2 separate regions of the Homo sapiens genome follow, and region 1 is linked to region 2. Evidence: chromatin contacts called from ENCODE Hi-C data. All regions are on one chromosome and are shown on one strand. The core of a region is the stretch at or near the end of the contact, and the rest is flanking DNA. Distances in the headings are between cores, read along the strand shown.

Region 1 (3,139 bases), core at 536-3,035, 2.4 Mb after region 2:
GTCCTTTCCGGCTTAAGTGTTCTGATTCTATGGCAAATTATGGTCAATGCTTTAGGCTGGTTGGAGAAAGAGGAAATAACTTTCAAAATAAATAAGAAGCCAGGCACAGTGGCTCACACCTGTAATCCCAGCACTTTGGGAGGCTGAGGCAGATGGATTACTTGGGGTCAGGAGATCGAGACCAGCCTGGCCAACATGTTAAAACCCCATCTCTACAGAAATACAAAAAGTAGCTGGGCATGTTGGCATGCACCTGTAATCCCAGCTACTTGGGAGGCTGAGGCAGAAGAATCACTTGAACCTGGGAGGCAGAGGTTGCAGTGAGCCGAGATCACACCACTGCATTCCAGCCTGGGCAACAGAGTGAGACCCCATCTCAAAACAAAAACAAAAACAAAAACAAAATAAATAATACAAGATAGCCTCCATAATTCTTACCCATTGAGAATAATGGAAGAAAACACATTCAGTTTTGAAAATAGGTTAAGAAGCAGAGAGATGAAAATGTAAAGAGCCTCACACGGGAGCTTCTAGATTCTATTTGAGATTTACATGGAAAAGATTTTAAAAACTCACACTGGTGCTTCTAGCTCTGAGCCATTAGATGGTGGTTTGGGAGAACTAAGTTTTTGAATTTCTTTCATTGGATTATTCCCAAGGACATAATAGGGAAGACATAGCCACTGCTTCTATTTATGGTTCCATAGATAGACTCCAATCCTGAAGATCATCATGTCCCTCACATTTCAAAAGTAAGTGAGGAACATCTTTGGGAGGAGTGCTGCCTTTCACTAGTCACAGTATACTACTACTTCAAAGATTAAGACACTCACCTGGCTCAAGAAAATTCCAGTTGGAAAAGGTTACAGCCCGCCTTCTTCCACCAACAGTTGCCCAGTTATACTCTCCACAAGAATCTACATCTCTCAGGCCAGTCCAGAAGTATTTTCTTAGAGATTTATCATACTTTTTCATCAAATCATTTAGGTATTCTTGCTCAAATCTACAAAAGGAGAATCAAATTGGCAAGTGTTTCACAATGATTGACTCTATTTGAAGATGCACCTTTTACTTAGGAAGACTGTTTGGCAAAAGAATTCAGAGTTGAAAGTTTATGAGTACAAGTTTACTGATGGTCACACCTGCTAGTGATAGTCAGATTGCAGTTTGTTCCAAAAGGGACCTCATCCTCATAAATCTTGTAACAGGTTTCTCCATGTCTCTTCCAGCCCTAAGTCAGAGGAAAAATATTGTCAAACTCTTTTCCAGACTTGATGGTGTCCCGTCTGGCAAGCATGTTTCTGCTACATTGATAACGTCTTAGAACTTGTGGAAATTGAGGACATGGCTATTGAAATCATACATGTGATGAGGGTGGGATGCAATTTCACAGATAACCTCCACAAGACTGTGGGCCTGTGTCAGACAAAAAGTATGGGTTACTTCTCATATGGGTGGCTGGCTCATCATAAGAGTATAATATTCACTGGATGAATTATTTTTGAATATTGATATTAGTGGGGGAAGTAAAGACATCAGCCTTGAGGATAGTAATTCTACAAATATTTATAGAAATTTTCAAGTTTCTGCTTCTGTAAGAAGGCCAATATGCTATGACTCACTGCCTTCTGGCTTGTTCTAACTTAAATGAACAGAAGCTAGTAGTTTCCTCTATTTTATAAGTCTGAGTTATTTAAGTCTCAGCTACCATTTCTAACCAAGAAGTTGTAATACTGCTTGAGAAAATTTACATAGGGATTTTACCTACCTCATCTGGAGGACACATCTTATCAGAACTTGCGTCATTCAGTTTTTCTCCCTTTCTCTTGCATACATATTTTAGTTTCTCCTCACATGATTGGACTTTCCACTGACCTAGCTTTGAAAGGAGACAAAAACATTTGCTTGGAAAGGAAATTATTTACCGCATATTCAGAACTGAACTCACAAAAACTATGACAGAGACAGAGAGAGAGAAATGAATATAAGTGAATTATCAAATGTGAGAACACACTCCTAGAAAATGCTACTCAACAGGCCTGCAAAGTGATGGCTCACAGCCAGTTACCTCAGCATCACCTCCAGGTCACAGTGTGGATAAATTTCATTTTCTTATAAGAGTAGCAATAAAACCATCAAAGCACACTTAGTATAAAAGTTGAAGAGAGAAGAACTCAGCCCACAGTTCCAGCATTCTAGTCTTCTAGACTAGAATGGCATAGCCAAAGTTTGAAACTTTTAGGTACATCATCAACCTCCCTTTCTCGGTTTCCTCACGTGTAAAATGATGATGGTGGCTAAAATAGCTATTCTCCATGAATTCTAGGTCAAAAGTTTCTTTCAACTCTACTTCAATCTGGACTTCAAAATTCTCTCTTTCATATATGCTACTTAACATTAATTTGCTTAATTGACTACGTCACTTTGCTTTGTTTGAATTAAATTCTAATAAGTCGATTGTGATAAGGGTCAGTTTTGAACATTGGAATGCTGTCTAGGTATGCCATCAATTCACTCTTGCCCATGGGAACACTTTTCCATTTCTGATGTTCTTCTAAAGACATGTTGGATGTCCTTTTAAATAGAGCATCAAATGTGACACCTTTCTAAACTTCTTTTAAATACACATAATATTTATTGCTTCCACTTAAGTCTCTTTAGATGTCTGAGTGACACAGTCACTTTCATAACCAATTAGGGGTCCACAGGAAAGTGATACAAACAAAACGTAGAGGTACATATATCTTTTCTGCTCAAGACACAGCCTATTTTGGATTATTAAGTAAAAGATGTTCAAAAAATGTTTAAGCATTCTATAGGAGTAAGGTGGTTTCTGAAAAATGTTAGGCCTAGTTTTTAAATAAAACCATTTTTTTACTTCTCAAAGTAGTATCGATATAAAACAATCTGAACATGAATTTGGAAGATGGGATTTTTCAGGTTAAATTGTGGCTATCTGCCGAATATCACACTGATGGCAGAAAGGTGGGTGCAGGCCCTGGTCCTGAGAGAAAGCAGGTTGCTAGAATCAGTCAGCACAAGAATGTGAGTTCTAAAGGGATTCTCTGTATCTGTTTGAGACCAGAAAAGATGCTCTCAGATAGGATATGGGTTGCTTATTTAGTAATTGCTTTTATTT
Region 2 (3,160 bases), core at 21-2,520:
CTCAGATGTGTTCTTCAACAGCAGACCTCAGCTGGTGTTACAGGCCTAGTTTCAACGTCAGAGGGCCAACATCAATGATACCAGTTGTTCAGGCCCTGCTCTGATGGGCGTCTGATGGGAACCCAGCCACCATACTCTGAGAAAGCCAAGCAGCTCCATGGAAAGACCACGTGAAGGTGTTCTAGCCGCAGGGTCACCTGTGGACTTAACTGAAAGCCAGCATCAAACACCACACATGTGAGCAACTGAGCCTTCATATGATTCCAGCCCTTAATCCCTGCACCACCCCAGCTGATCTTGAGTGTAGCAAAGATGAGGTTTTCCAGCAAAGACCTGTTCAAACTGCAGGTCTGTGGGCAAAATAAATGTTAATTTCAGCCACTAAGTGTTGGGATCATTTGTTACTTAACAGCAGATAACCAGAATGGTACACATAGTATGACTTCAGAATTTACAGTGAATTCAGGGAGACAAGCATGTTCACAGATGCGTCAACCATGTCAAGGTACGACACATGTACCTTAATTGATCCATACATAAAAATGAATGTGTATGCATATGCATATCTAGTTTAGGCATAGAAAATTTCTAATACATAAAATTAAAAATAGTTACCTCTGTGGAGTAGTCCTGGGTTGTTAGGGAAGGAAGACTTCTTTTTATTTGTCTCTTTGTATGTTCTAATCCTGGTTTTATACACGTACTTACTTCATAACTTCAAAAACAGTTTAAAGTTTCAAAATAATGGTAAAATAAGAGAAAAAAGGCTAAACAAGTCCTATAGGCACCCCATGAGTACTACACGTTAGATACCCCTTGAGAACAGTAGGCAACCAAGTTGTTGGGAAAAGCTGCATTTTATCTCTGTGTCTCAGTTTCACATCTATGTAAAAAACAGTGCCAACCTCATAGGATTTTTGTGGAAATTAAAGTTCTGTAGGACTACCTGACACAATAGTAAGCACTCAATAAAAATTAATAAAAATATCTAAGAAACCTGGAGCTGCTGAGCACTGGCATGGCATATGAACACAGGGCCCCAAGTGGCAAAATTTGACTGTTACTTTAAGGAGAAATACCTTTTGTTCTCCTTATATCAAAGAATAAAAAGGAGCCAGCATTTTAGATACAATGGCAAGGGAAGGTGTAATTTGGCTCTGTAACAATGTGATAACTTCTGCAAATGCCACATTGACTTACATTTTCCAAAACACAAAAGACCATGAAATTAAAACCTCCATCCCACTTCCCCATTCTGCTTCTCCTTCTTCAGGGTGTTCACTGGGCGTGACAAGTTGTCTGTGTATTACAGATGACTGTCATCCATAGGTGGCCGAGGAAATTGTGTTTACGATAGTTTGACATCTAATGTTTAGCTTCTCCCTGTATTTTAAGAAACTAGACATTATCTCAATTATGTAAAAGAATTACCAATTTTTTCACTTGTTTTCCTGTGTAGGTTTCGCATTCAAGTTATTTAGGGTGGGCTAAGTCACTTAAAAGATCGAGTGGGGTGATTCAGCCTTCTTCTCCCCCAAAGTGTTCCATGTTCTAAAAAGTTTGCAAAAACATGATCTAGTTCTAGAAGTATGAAGGGTTGGAGTAGTCTAAGGGATAGGGAGAAGTTGAAATTGCCCATGAGATTACGTGACAGAAGACCATAACCGTAAGTATTTTCATAATTGACAAGGAGTTATTTTAAGTTTTTTAGATTTCAGGGTAATGGTGTCATCATTCTGCTTGCAAAGTCAAATGAGTAATGATCAGTTCCTCTCTGATTCAGGGACTTCTGTTGCTGCTTCCTGTTTGGTTTAACTCACCCAAGTATCTTAGAAACATGAAATATTGTTTCAGCTTGGTAAGGATGTCTGGGCTTGATTTTTTTTTTTCTTACGAACCAGGTGTTTTACCCCATGCAAATTTCTGGCATTTCAGGAAAAAATTTTTGTTTTCTTTTCTTCAACTTGAGGATGATTTCACCTACTCAAAATATAAGAAAACTCTTTACCTCCACAATTTTTTAGAAGGAAAAACCTTCCAAAAAATAGAGAAATGCTGTGTGGTCAGGAATACTTTGTTGAATTTTATTAATTTAGCCACTTTAAATCCCTTTTGGCATAAACTCAGTGAGATTAAATAAACCAAGAGAGTGACTAAATAACAAAACCTCTCTGATTCCATCACTGTGCAGTGAATATGAACAAATGTGTATGTGAATTTTAATGAATATGAAGAGTGGGCTATACAAATTACATACTTGAAGTTCTTAGTGATACGTTAAATTGAATTGTATAAGGGCATGAAGAGTTCCTAATTAACTCTATATGAAGTTCTTGAAAGAGGAAAAAAATCACCTACAAGAATTCTGTGACAACCGTTATCCAGGACTTTTAAACGCTGGTTTAAATCACCAGCAAACAAGCTGTACATAGGATTTACATAGTCAACTCATGTTGATAAAACATAGTCAGCTCCAGGTCTTCCAGACCATTTCCCCCTCATTTTGGAAAAGGAAACCATCTTCAGATAACAAGCCAAGGACTCTTGTTGATATCTTGTAAGCACCCTTTTATCACAAGTAATTAGCACACAGACTGCTTCAACAGAAAAGGCACTGAGGTTCACATTACTTCAAAACAACAAGAAATACAGCCCCATTAGCCCATAGTCTGGGGCTAACCACAGCTTCTATTCTTAGCCTCCCAGGGTCCATCTCTTACTCCACCACTGAAACCATCTCTTCAATGCTCTGATGAGAAACAACAGGACACCTACTCTAACTTCATTCCCTCTAGGTAAGGAATTCCACACTTTCTTACCTATCTGCCAAAGCACACACACCAGTTCACAGCCTCTTACCTAGGGTAGAGGGTAAAAATTTAAACTTCCATTTTTATGCATTATTTCCTGCTCATTTGTATGGGCCATGTTTGCTCGTCAATTTAACGTAGTGTCTACAGCCTGGGATGCAGTGGAGAACTTCAGAGGTCTCTAACTTTCCTTCAATAATGGTATCTGCCCACACAATGGAAGCTTATTAGTACATGAAAACCCTGCTTATTCAGGATTTAAACATCTGGAAAGCTAGAATAAGCAATTCTAATTTTGCAGCAAAGAGAAAAAACATAAGTAAAATTGTTTTGTTATAAATTTTTTTTCA

What was found. Hi-C counts contacts between places; a loop is a spot of excess contacts on that map. Pooled maps may share reads with other maps.
Region 1: a loop to region 2 is called in a map of B cell, with 6 times the contacts of the local background. The contact joins two enhancer-like sites. A Hi-C loop is called at or near these places in 1 of 168 maps with a recorded cell type or tissue (B cell), 2 of 37 single-sample maps with no recorded cell type and 5 of 50 pooled maps.

The regions. Positions count from the first base shown.
Region 1 is chr2:159,877,491-159,880,629 of GRCh38, forward strand. LY75-CD302 (LY75-CD302 readthrough) reads right to left here. Exons shown (of 38, transcript NM_001198760.1): 9 at 1,769-1,879; 10 at 1,143-1,231; 11 at 834-1,003. LY75 (lymphocyte antigen 75) reads right to left here. Exons shown (of 35, transcript NM_002349.4): 9 at 1,769-1,879; 10 at 1,143-1,231; 11 at 834-1,003. Among named protein-coding and RNA genes, the nearest start is that of LY75, 26 kb to the right of the region's middle. Within about 2 kb of position 1,786, at least 3 of the 41 ENCODE cell types and tissues checked have a DNase peak (open chromatin) inside an H3K27ac peak, as active enhancers do; they include B cell, where a contact is called at or near this core.
Region 2 is chr2:157,467,806-157,470,965 of GRCh38, forward strand. All of the region lies in intron 3 of LOC105373712 (a long non-coding RNA gene), which reads right to left. Among named protein-coding and RNA genes, the nearest start is that of CYTIP, 25 kb to the left of the region's middle. RefSeq lists an enhancer at 1,336-1,555. Within about 2 kb of position 1,271, at least 8 of the 41 ENCODE cell types and tissues checked have a DNase peak (open chromatin) inside an H3K27ac peak, as active enhancers do; they include B cell, where a contact is called at or near this core.